Linked DNA regions of Homo sapiens: region 1 is linked to region 2. A link is a contact called in ENCODE Hi-C or POLR2A ChIA-PET data. All regions are on one chromosome and are shown on one strand. Each heading gives the region's core, a stretch centred on a gene start or an enhancer-like site at or near the end of the contact. The rest is flanking DNA. Distances are from core to core; before and after follow the strand shown. Region 1 overlaps AUH (AU RNA binding methylglutaconyl-CoA hydratase). Region 2 has its middle 74 kb from the start of LINC02957.

Evidence for each region. Hi-C counts contacts between places; a loop is a spot of excess contacts on that map. ChIA-PET counts read pairs that join two places held with the same protein, here RNA polymerase II (POLR2A). Pooled maps may share reads with other maps.
Region 1: a map of ascending aorta shows a loop between it and region 2 (3-fold over the local background). The contact joins two enhancer-like sites. A Hi-C loop is called at or near these places in 2 of 168 maps with a recorded cell type or tissue (ascending aorta and prostate gland), 13 of 37 single-sample maps with no recorded cell type and 9 of 50 pooled maps. POLR2A ChIA-PET finds 5 or more read pairs at or near these places in 1 of 52 experiments (MCF 10A).

Annotation. Positions count from the first base shown.
Region 1 is chr9:91,208,882-91,215,021 of GRCh38, reverse strand. It overlaps AUH (AU RNA binding methylglutaconyl-CoA hydratase), which reads left to right. Exons shown (of 10, transcript NM_001698.3): 10 at 597-1,199. The coding sequence ends at 674. Among named protein-coding and RNA genes, the nearest start is that of LINC02937, 49 kb to the right of the region's middle. Within about 2 kb of position 2,866, at least 6 of the 41 ENCODE cell types and tissues checked have a DNase peak (open chromatin) inside an H3K27ac peak, as active enhancers do.
Region 2 is chr9:90,919,432-90,926,246 of GRCh38, reverse strand. No RefSeq gene overlaps it. Among named protein-coding and RNA genes, the nearest start is that of LINC02957, 74 kb to the left of the region's middle. RefSeq lists an enhancer at 2,013-2,062 and a silencer at 4,751-4,913. Within about 2 kb of position 4,991, at least 12 of the 41 ENCODE cell types and tissues checked have a DNase peak (open chromatin) inside an H3K27ac peak, as active enhancers do.

The DNA.
Region 1 (6,140 bases), core at 1,617-4,116, 290 kb before region 2:
AAAGTGAATTACAAACGTCTTAGAAATAGCCTCAGAGCCCAAAGAAAAATTTTAAAAGCACATTTGGCCATAAATTACAACTTACTAAATGTAAACACCAGAAATTATTCAAGGTATTCTTCAGACCACAATGGAATTAAACTAGAAATCAATAAAAGAAAGACTGCTGGAAAAACCCAAAATATTGGGTGATTAAACAACATCCTTCTAAATAATGTTATATGTCAGAGATGTCTTGAGGAATTATAAAGTATTTTGAATTAAAATGAAAATACAACTTCTCAAAGTTTGTGGGATATACTGAAAGCAGTGCTTAGATAGAAATAGCATTGGATGTATATAATAGAAAAGAGAAAATATCTAAATCGATAATAACCTTCCACCTTATTAGGAAACTAGAAAAAGAAGAGCAAAATGGGGTAGAGGACCACTTGGAGTAAGAAGGATGAGTTTGGTTACATAATTAGGAGAATTGTTCAGGTGACTGATTTCAAAATTTTAGAATGTGGTTCTAAGTAGTTTTCTTAGATAGTGCTTGATAAACTTTTACAGTTGTTTTAACATTTTTGACATATTTAATATTTTGTTTTTCTTAGACCATTCCAACAAAAGACAGACTTGAAGGTCTTCTTGCTTTTAAAGAGAAAAGGCCCCCTCGCTATAAAGGAGAATAAAAGGAACAGAAATTCTTAAGATGCCAATGTAATAAATGTACTTCCTGGAAGTGTCTTTCGGATCCACTATATGCCTCAGCACATGGAACCTTAATGACCAAAGTGAAGAGCAGATTATTCATACGGTGTAATAAGCATCTGGAATGGACCCATCCGTGTACTTCATTCAAATGTGTAAATGTCATATTCATTCAGATTTATAAAGCTAGTAGTGTATAGTCAGAAACAGAATCAAAGTTAGATATACATTTTTAAATATTTACTGCATATGAGGCTTTCTGTTAATTTTTTAATGTGAATAATTTATATATTGCACATTCTAGGGAATAATATTGATTGTATGTCTACTGTGCTGCATTAAGAAAATAAAATTTCTATATACCAAAAATGTGAAGTTATACCAAATAAAGTTTCTAAGTGATTAATGCATACGAACAGCTACATATACATATATCTAAACCTGAAAAATGAATTGATATTCTGAGTGAAAACTACCTAATATAAATAAAATTAGTGAAAAGAAAACATGGGAATTTTTCTCTTACCCCATTCTTTTTGAATTGACTAAATCATTGCATGCTGGACTTTAGAAGAAACAACCCTTTCATTGCTGCTTCTATCAGGCAACCTCTTTACATGGTCAGTCCTGTAATACAGTATTGAAGGTGAAGAATGAATCCAAAGACTGAAGCCAAAGAACCAAAGCGGACAGGAGACCTAGTGCAGTGGGACTTGCTGGGACCTCCTCCCAGCAAGTGGTGTGGTCGCCGACTGGCCTAGGAAAGGCGATGTTTGCACACAAAGGAGGAAAGAAAATGGGGCAGCCAGGATTGGAGCATGGAAATGGCTTGGGGTCATGGATTAAAGTGGAGACTGTTCTCTGCTTCCCTACCCTCTGCTATTTGCCTCCAATTTCTGTAAGGGAAAGAGGTGAACTTAACAACCCTTTGTCCTAACAAACACCTGCCTTCCTACCCAGGCCAGGTCAAGAAGCTGTAAACGGCCTCCAGGTTGCATGCCTGAGTAGCCACACCTGGGGAGTAGGCACTGGTGGGAGTTGTGTGGGACATTGGGAACTGGAGAATTCGCTGTGGAAAAAAGGAGAACATTCTGATGCCTTTAAGTAATTTGAGATAGCTCTACTTTACATTCATTTTACCAAACCACCCTGCCTTCCTAGTTTGTGTCAGGTCTGAGTCTGGTCATGCCAGAGACAACGTCCCCGGGAGTGCCCCTGCAGCAAGCTTCACTGTGGTACAGCCCAGCTGTGTCCCTAAGGTGTCCTCCTTTCACATTTCCATGTATCAGATAAACACCCATTTTACTGTGGATTTACATCCTCATTGTGGCGACTTCATTGCTATTTGAAGGCATGTAGGCTTCATTTTTTTAATTCTGAAACTTACATTTTTTAACTTAGGAATTTGAACTCAACCTCAATTCTAAAATTCTTATAAGAGGCAAATGTGGACTGGCTGGCTGCTGATGTCTGTCCTGACAAAGGTAGGCGGTGTCTTCACTCATGTTTGGACACTAAGGTGAGCGCTATTTTCTTTATGACCTTTGGTGCTGAGGCTCTGCGGATTTATGATGATTGCTCAGCTGATCATCATACTATAAAGAGGGCTTACTAAAATTCACATTTGGCACTCTCTGTGGTGGTCGTATCGGGTGGCATGCATACTAAACTTGCTGGGCTATTCGTTTTGTGCGTGATAATTTGCACCTAAAATGCTGGTGGTGGTTTTCATAGCCTTTTAAAGGTTGCAGGGCCAGTTTGTCCTATCCATGACATGCTAAATACCACTTTCTCTTGAACTGAGCAGGAAATAATTATGTCGTTAGGGAAAAATATTAAGAGTGTGCTGTGTGAGTCGTTTCTCTTGGATTCATACTCTAGTCTACTGTCACTGATCGAGCACCATTTAATTTCCTAACAAGTTCTGATGAAGTCACTGGAATGTATCTGAAAGTAAAGTCCTGTAGTGACTTAAGGTATTGCAGACTTCATGTATTATGGCAGAGAAAAGTGCCTGTCCAATTCTCTGAATAAATGTTTGCCTTTCTCTTGATTTTCCTTTCAGTATCGGTCTTGCTGCTAAGCAGTCCTGATCCTCCCCCAAGTCAAGCTCACAGGGCTCTGGATAGGGCCGTGCTACCTAGGGAGGGTCCCCTGCATGGGCTGCTCCTCTTTTCTCCAGCACACCGCCTGTTGGTGCACAGAGTTGGAAATGCAGTAGACGTATCCATGTGTTCAGACTAGGTTAGAGAAGGCTCTCAAGGAGGATGAGTGATCAAGCACAGATAGAATTCAGAAGATGAAAGCAAAATAAAGAAAAAATTTTCCGTTATCTCAGAGCATGAGGCCTACTGGTTTTGAAGTAATTTAGTGCTGGTTAATTTCTAACTTGTCTATGAAAGGAAAGGAAAAGAGGTCTCCAAGTTTCTGAAGTTCTGAGGCAAGAGAAAAGTTCTAGTAATGGCCAAAATAAGAGTCAGATTTTCTGAGACTGATTTCTGTAATGTAAAGGATCATTTCACGTTTGCTTTGTTCTTAATAATGATGGATCTGGTTTTCCTGTTAATCATTTTTTTTGTTGTTTTTCTAGCAATCAAAAATTGGCTTGTCACAAAGTGTTACTTTTCTGATAGCACTTTTCTAAGTGTGAATAGGCCAAAGTAGTGGAGTGTCGATTCATGGATCAGCACTTAGAAAAAGTGTGTACCTGCACATGGGTGTGTTGCTGGCCCGCCATCGGCCCTTTTCCTCACTTGACCTGAACTTCTACCTCTGGTGATATGCCCTACATTTGCTCTTATTCGGGCTCCAAGGATCCTGGCACACACATTCAGAAATAGTTAATCATGCCATTATTTGTCTACCGATCTAGTAAAATATTAACTAATACTTACATCAGTACGTATTGAACTTTATCAGAATAGCAATAGAAGTTATTTTCTCATAGTATATTAATAACTATACATGTTTCACAAAAAATAAAACATTTTAAAGTTAGTTGCTAATATTCTGGTAACACAACATAAGAGGTACTTTTCTGCATAAATGAAGCAGGATACAGATTGTGATTTGGGGTATTTTGGGAGGTGGAAGGTGGCTGAATCCTCTGTTCAATTGTATTTGTGTCTCAGGCTCCAAAAATATCACTGTTTCAAATGCTTGCCTTTGGATTTTCACAGTCTTCTTTGGGACCTCCAGAAATTCAGCTACCCCTTAGAGGGTTAGCACCTAATAAGCAACCCAAAATAATTCTCAGGGCAGCATGAGAGATCTGGGGACCTGGTGGGGAAAATAAAGGATGTCAAGGACAGACCAAGACATGCACCCATGTGGCTCAGGAGCAGCCCAGGAGACGCGCCTGTGTGGCAAGACATGAGATGGCCCCTTTTCCGGGAGCTGGCAGTTCCCTCAGGGGCCCCAAAGTGAGCTCCTAGGAACCAACATGTAAGGTCCTTTTTAAAGGCCTAATATAGAAACAGTACTGTGTGGTGTTTTGATTTAAGGAAACATTTTGACAAGATCACTGAAAATACCCTCTAAATAAGATGAGTGAATAAGAGCTGGGTATTATGGTAATACTGAGTAACATTTATGAAGCCATTCATACCTACCAGATGCTTTACAGACACTACATCCCCGAAAGGATAGGCACTTTGGTTATTCTGTGGCACAGAGGAAGAGAAAACCATAGAGGGATCACTTACCCACAGCCCCACGGCATGTACATGCTGGAGTCAGGAATTACACCCAGGGCTACTGGCCCTTTTGTCACTGTTGAGCTTGAAAACAGCCAAACAGCATAACAGAAGGCTGCTGATACGTGTGTTTTCGTCAACCAAGAGGGAGTAGTGTCCTTTGCTCTGATTTGGTCAACAATTTTCTCATTACTTGGAAAGATACCAAAAGTGTGCTTATCAGCAGATCTGATGACACAGGCAAGTAATGTAACAATTAGAGCTAATGCCCACTCAGCGCCTCCTCTATCAGACACTGTGCGTTTTCACACCTAATACCAAAATCTTATGAAATGGGTTTGCTGATTTATAGTTTAAGAAACTGAGGCAGCAGGATTCATGCTGGGCATTCTGTGTTCTGGGTTCCAATGTTTAACGGCTATACCATCAAGGGCACGGAGCCAGTCTTGGTAGATGTGAATGATGCTTGGATCTGTCAAGATGCTAGTAGTGATTGGTGTATGTCCTCACAACTCAGTTCCCCCTAAAACCAGCAACTGGAGTATAAGTGTGAAGACTCATGGTTTGATAGCAATGCTTGTCAAAAAGGGGGCAAGATGGCCTGTAATCCCAGCACTTTGGGAGGCCGAGGTGGGCAGATCACGAGGTCAGGAGATCGAGACCATCCTGGCTAACATGGTGAAACCCCGCCTCTACTAAAAATACAAAAATTAGCCGGGCATGGTGGCGGGCCCCTGTAGTCCCAGCTACTCGGGAGGCTGAGGCAGGAGAATGGCGTGAACCCAGGAGGTGGAGCTTGCAGTGAGCCGAGATCGCGCCACCGCATTCCAGCCTGGGCGACAGAGCAAGACTCCATCTCTAAAATAAAATAAAAAACAAAAAGGGGGCAAGATGTGCTCCCTGTGGGTCAAGAGTGTCCCAGACAGCTTTTGGGAAGGGTGACAGGTGTGTTGCTCTATTTGGCCCTGGTCAGACTCATCTGGATTGTTGTATTCAGTACTCAGCATTGCAATTTCAGGTGGTCATAGATTCACTCTGTAGTTTTCTGTAAAGCACACAGGAGCTCTTTGGCCAAGTTTCAGCTCCACCGAAGTCAGCGATGAGACCGTGGACAAAGTGCCTCATGTCCCTGAGCCCATTTCTTCATTTGTAGAAGAATCCAGTAGTTCAGGATGGTTTTGAAGACCCAGTCACATTGGATGTGATCTGTATAAAAGTGCTTTATGTGGTGGTCGTGTTTTATTTGTTTCATATTTCAGAAGACGGGAAGGTGGGTCTCGCAACCATGGCTGGTTTGGAGGCATGTACAAGAACCTGGGCTCTTCACTCAGGAAAAGAGAAGTCTAGGGAAACATGGTAGCTGCCTCCAGTAGAACTGCAATATGAAACAGGTCTTCAGAGGCTTCCAGGGCGAGGGGAAACCATGCAGGGCTCCTCCCCACCTCCCCACTTCTGCTTGTTGCTCTGCGCTTGTCCAGAGACAAGAGATGTTGACTAAAGTCTATGCAGGGAAGTTACTTACACCCTCCTAGGTCCAAAAGCTGCCCACTGCCTCTGGAGTGTTAGAGCAGAAAGTGGGCAGGCATGGGCAGGGCCATTGCTGCGGGAAGTTAAGAGGCACCAGAGGACAGTTCTTCCAACTTAGACGGTTTTTGTGAAGTGAAAGCAGACTGCAGGCCTCCAGCACTGGCGCAGACTCTGACTGGTGCAGGCCTCTAACACTGGCATGGATTTAGCAGATGAGAAAGATGG
Region 2 (6,815 bases), core at 3,742-6,241:
CAGGCTGCTCTTGAACTCCTGGGCTCAAGCTATCCATCTGCCTTGGTCTCCCAAAGTGCTGGGATTATAAGCATGAGCCAGCACACCCACCCTGATGGTTTAGTACATGTGTGCATTGTAGAATGATTAAATCAAGCACATTAGGATATCCATCATCTCACATACTTGTCATTTTTCCTTGGTGAGAGCATTCAATATTTACTCTTTAAAAGCAATTTTGAAATATATAATACATTATTATAACCAGAATCACCATGCTGTCCAATAGATCACAAAAATGATTCCTCCTGTCTAACTGAAACTTTGTACTCTCTGACCAACATCTCCTTTTCTCCATCTCCTCTTCCTCATTTGTTCCTTAAATTATTTGGACAATACCAGCTTCTTTGGCCTGAAAATACTCTCGGAAGCATCGTGCTTCACACCAGCTAGTAGGAATAAGTACAGGAAACCATGTGACTGGCCCTCAGCAGTGGAATGTATAACTGAGTCATGGTCTGTTCCCACCAAGGAATGACTACCAGATGGTGATAAGAAGTTGATGATCTACAATGATCTGAGATAATGTGTATGAGAATCTTGCAAAGTAAATTGAGCCAAAGAAGCAGGACAGAATAGTACAAATTGTACTATTCCATTTATACAAGGTATAAAATCCAGTAGAACTAGGCTATGCTGTCAGAACTCAAGATAATGCTGGGCCCAGTTGTGACTGGGAAGGGGCATGTGGTGTGCTTCTATATGCAGTGCGGGTGATCCACTGTTCTTCTTCAGAGGCTGGATACATGGACATGCTCAGTTTGTGAAAATTCAACAAACTGTACACTTAGGAAAGGTGCTGCATTTATGTGTGTGTACGTGTGTTTATATAACTTAAATGTGCATCTATATACCTTAATTTTTTTTTTTTTGACGGAGTCTTGCTCTGTCACCCAGGCTGGAGTGCAGTGGCATTATCGCGGCTCACTGCAACCTCTGCTCAAGCGATTCTCCTGCCTCAGCCTCCTGAGTAGCTGGGATTACAGGCACACGCCACTACCCCTGGCTAATTTTTGTATTTTATTTTTTTTAGTAGAAATGGAGTTTCACCATGTTGGCCAGGCTGGTCTCAAACTCCTGACCTCAATGATCCACCCACCACGGCCTCCCAAAGTGCTAGGATTATTGGCATGAGCCACTGCGCCAGGCCCTTAAATTCTTTTTGAAATGGGCTCTTGTTCTGTCTCCCAGGCTGGAGTATAGTGGCATGATCATATCTCACTGCAGCCTTGACCTCCTGGGCTCAAGCAATCTTCCTACCTCACCATAAATTTAAACATGAAAAAGAGCAAGGACAGTTCTGCTGTGGGGCATGCAGACATAAAGCTCCAGTGGGCCTTGTAAAGGCAGAGCCGTCTTCAGACACCACCACCCTTGCCCCACAGCACTTCCCTCACTGCCCTGTGCTCTGGTCCCTATGCCCCTTCTTAGGGAATGTGAGTGCTTCACTCAGGGATAAGAGGGCCTGGCACTTGGCAGAGGCCACCGGCCCTGGCCCTTGAACTGTGATGGGATCCCTAAGCGCTTTCCCTACGGTGTCAGGGCTCTGAAGTTGCCAAGAGGACAACAGAAAAACGTGTTGGTGTGGTGGTGGTTGTTTTCAACATGAAAACTCCAGATTATCCGGAACAATGGTAACCCCCAAGAGCATGTGGACTTTTGACGAGGAGGATCCAGGGATTCTTCTAGAAGGTATTCAAAAGGACAAGGAGAGCAAAGTTTATGAGATCAGAGAGATCAAAGACCTGAAGGGCAGTGCTTGGTCCCAGGGTCCTAGGAGGAGAGAACCCCAGGAAGAGGAGGGAATGTCGCAGAGCCAAGGAAATATGCTCCCAACTTGCAAACTTTCAAAAGTTATAATCCAGCATTTAAAAAATTATTACTGATACATTTGATTCATGAAAAACTGACTGTTCCTGAGGAAGAAACTCAATTACCTCTTAGAAACTCTTAAAAAAAAATCATCCCTAGACAAAAGAAGAAAAACCAATTCAAAACTTCCACTTCCTCATTTCTTTGCGGCATCTCAAGTGCCCTTAAGGAAAACACACACACACACACACACACACACACACACACACTGAGACACACAGACCTATTTAAAAACAACAGGTATTTTCACATTGGTGCTCTGACCTATTTCTGGATTAGAAACTGGATTGCATGTCCACAAAGCCATCTCCCCACCTGGTGTTTGCTCTACACAGCGGTTGGGAAAGTACAGCCTCAGGGTCTAACAGAAAATGCATCTCTTCTTCTTTTTTATGATCGAATGCCATGAATTTACTAGTTTATAGCATCTACTTTTGCATTATATACGGAGGCCAAGATTGGAGCTTAGCCCAGTCTTTTCTGGAAATGGTTCTTTTGAAATCAGCAAGTCCGCTTAAATAAAAGAAATATTCCTCTGCCTTCCCTGGTGACTTGCATCCTCATTTTCATTCTTTTTCAAGACTTTGTCAAGAAGTCAGTAATAGGAGGTCTGTTCCCATTAAAGAGTGTGGTAGTGTGTAAGTCCCTGTGAGTCTATCTGCCATGAGGACCCTTCCATATGTAGAAACATGACAAAATAAATATTTAGGAAGGAATTTCAAAGAAGTTCAAATCTAGATATCCTCATCAGGGATAATACAGGAGCTTGAAATACATGTGCAGATCACCTGGTTCATTAACTGTTGAGACATGGGCTGTGAGGATCCAGGATCGCTCAGCCCAGCAATCACAGAGAAGGCCCACTGTGTGGTGAGGCTGCAGAGGGAACACCAAGGGTCCAAGCGGGCACCTCTAGGGTTGCAGGGCATCTCTGCCTCAATTATTGCCTTTCCACTGTGGATTTACACACTGTATTTCCACAAATAAAATTTTATTTTACAACATTTATCTATGCTAAAAAGAGTTGAAAACCACTGATCTATTTGAGGCCTTTATTTCACTTGAGCAGGGAGAAACATGACTGGTCAGGGATTCTCAAAGAGGAAGATAATCAGATAGATGAGAGCTGTCAAACATGTCAGCAAAATGAATGCTACGAAACAGTGGCATTCAACTTCAACAAACGGAACTCTCCCTGCTCAAGGAAACAGCTAAACACAGCAGTTTAAAGTTTTAAAGGTGATCATATTTAACATGTTTGAGAAGATTAGAGAATGTAAACTATCCTTGAAACAAGAAGAGGCTGTTACAAAAAAGAACTATAAAACTTTGAAATTTAAAAGATGATTGTTAATGAAACCTAGCAAAACAGACGTGATTGAAGAATAAATTAGTGAACTGAAAGACCAAGGGGTTCTTGTAGAATGTCATTCATGGGGACAAAGAAATCCAAGTAAGAGACAATTGACACGAGCGGGAGCTAGACGTTTCTTTATGTATTTACTAGGAGTTCCAGGAGGAGAGAACAGAGAGACTTGAGGGAGGAAAATAATTAAATAACTGATAGAAGAAAATTGATCAGAACTTTTCCAGTTCAAAAGCAGGGCCAGCTTCCTGGATATGTGGCCCTTGTGGTCACGTAAGGCTCTAAGCTCAGAAGGACTCTATGCTTGTCTGATTCTCATCTGTTGCCATCTTGAAATGCTTCATAATTTGATCTTTGAACTTGGGTTTTGTAAGTGAAGTCCGACGGAGCCACAAACCGTGTGCATGTGCAGAGACACAGGTGATATATGTGTCCCCGTTCCTTGCTGCTCCATTCACGCTCCCAAGGCCCATGCATACAGAATTCCAGTGGATTCCGGTGCAGTTCAGCGACACTGAAGGCGAGTAGAAGGTAATCGTGCTCTACCACAGAAGGAGGGGCATATGGAAGCCGTACAAAGCCACACACGATCTGTTGGAACCAGAACTTGTTTCAAATGCCTAAAGAAGGCAAAGGCCTTCTAAGAAACAGAACAATGAAGGCATCCTATCCCATCCCTTCTTACCTGGGCTACTTCCAGTATTCGACAACCACGAACTTTGAAAATGATGACATACGAGGAAAGATGAGGACAGGGCAACCCAGAGTTCCTGTCCTTCAGTGCTTTCTCCCTCATTAGTCAGCTGAAGATAAGAGGGTGCTGGCGCACGTGCATGTAGCAAGAAGTAAAATACAAACAGTTGAGCTACTTTTCAGCAGCATTGTCGCTGTTATGGTAGAAATGAAATACACATGCATGCTCGAGCCACATAACACAAACCATAATTTCAGTGATTCCTCATGTGAGTTAAACACTTTTGTATTTGCATTTAAAACTAGCATTGCACAAATGATAAAATTCATGCTAATACTTTAAAATTTTAACTTGGAATGACATTAAATAACATGAAAAATGCAGCACATCAAGAAAGAGACTCTGGAAGAGAGGAAAAAGCTGTATATTTTAGTATTGTTATGCCTTTTTCTTGCTTTTTGAACAGGACTTCCACATTTTAGTTTAGCACCAGGTTCTGCAGACCAGATAGCCAGTCCTATTTAAAAGGGCCCACCAACGCATGGCAGAATGCATTTTAAAAAGATTTATTTTGGAACTTCAAAGGTAAAGAGAAGTTTTTGAAGTTTCCAGAGAGAAAGAAGGGTTAATTTACAAGAAATGAAGTGCCTGCGGCCAGCAATGTGGAGCTGGGTCAAGAGCGCTGTGGCTCTTTGAGCATAGGGCACCGACTGTGGCTGGCCAGGGCTTGTGTGTGGCCCAGGGCTTCTGAGCAGGCTCATCCCTTCTGAGCAGGCTCATCCCATGTCTTGACCTGGTCTGGAAACCAAAGGAAGGTGCAGCGGACAGCAGCTGGGGGGCAGGGGTAGACTGGGCACACGAGGCTCATTGTGAAATCCCAGGGCGTCTCCTGGGAGCTTGTCTGCACAGAGCTGGCAGGGCCAGTGCTGGAGCCAAGCCAGGTTCCAGAAACGTGCCCAGACACAGCTTGGCAAGGTGGTGGGCTGCAGCATGTGAGGACAGGAGGAACACAGTGTCCCTGAGCTCTGCTGCTCCAGAGCTGGGCTCCGTGGAAGAACCAGGAGGCTGAAGAGGGTGAGTGCACCAGCACTGAGGTGCGCCATGGGCTGCTTTCGAGGCTCAGGTTTCCTGTGTCAGTGGATGGGCAGGGCCAGCTCTGTGTGCTGCGGGTTTGTGCGCTGAGACACAACACATGCAGACACACACAGACATACAGATACATGCAGACACACAGACTCATAAGACACACATGTACATACAGACACACAGATACATGCAGACACACAGACTCATAAGACACACAAGTACACACAGACACACAGATACCCAGATACACACAGATACACAGACTCATACAGACACACATGTACATATAAACAGACACACAGATACATACAGATACAAAGACTCATACAGATACACATGTACATACAGACACACAGACACACAGGTACATAGATACACAGACTCATACAGCCATACATGTACATACAGACACACAGACACACAGACACATGCAGACACACAGACTCATAAGATACACATGGGCATACAGACACATAGATACATACAGATACACAGACTCATACAGACACACATGTATGTAAGACACACAGACACACAGATACAGATACATGCAGACACAGACTCATAAGACACACATGTATATATAGACACACAGACACAGATACATGCAGACACACAGACTCATACAGACACACATGTACATACAGACACACAGATACACGCAGATACACATAGACATGGACATACACATGTACATACACACACAGACCCATAAAGGGACACTTAGACACACAGACACACATACAGACATACACGCAGACATACATGCAGACGTATATACGGACACACACACAGACACAAAATGGAAACTTTTTCCTTGGCTCTTCAAATACAGAAAAATCATCCAAACAATTCATTTTGGCCAAGCCAACTCATGCCGGCATTAGGAGTTGGGGGCCAATGCAGAGAGTGCAGCTCTGCCTGCTGTCCTTCTCCTTTACTGCCCTGGTAGAAGCGCTGATGAGCACGGCAGCCAAGGCTGTCCAGGAGGGGATGCATGGAGCACAATGCTTGGACACAGTCCAGCCAGCAAGGAGAGGCTGGCTGGGTCCCTCCCAGGGCACCCAGACTGTTCCAGGGCTGTGGGAGGCCCAAGAGAGGAACAGAGCGACCCGTTTCCCGAGAGCTTGGCAGCCTCAAAGTAGTGGGGACGTCATGTTCTGGGGCCCGAGGGAGAGGTCGTCAGCCATAGAAAGAGGGAAAACTATGTGGGGAAGGAGCCATGGGCTAAGGTTTCAGGCCCCAGGAAGGACTCGCTGGAACAGCACGGGCTGAGTGGGAGCCCATGCCAGGCCAACAGTGAGGCCTGGCATGGGAAAGTGCCTGTACAGCCGCCTTGTGAGGAGTCAAAGACGTGGAGGACATGCCGGGAGAAATGAGCACAAGCAGGTTTCCGTGCTGCCGAAATTCTGTGCATCCTGAAGATGCTTCATTCCAACGGAGGGAATGCAAGTCCACAGAGGTTTCCAGAAGTCACCAACCATGGAATGCTTTCTCTCTTCCACTGACAATACCCATGCAAGAACACGGCAGAGGCTGAAATGGTCTTGGGGCAGGGGAGAGACTCCGGCCTCGGAGGGTCTCACCCTACTGCACAGCACATTAAGCCCACCCTGCGAGGTCGACAGAGGGCTGAAGCTGAAAGCCCATTGTATGGGCAACAAAGGACGAGCACCCAGGCTGGGTTGCCTCCAGTCTCTTTCCTCAGTGTGGCTTCCTGGGCAGAAAGCACATGGCTGGGTTGATCCCTATGGCAGG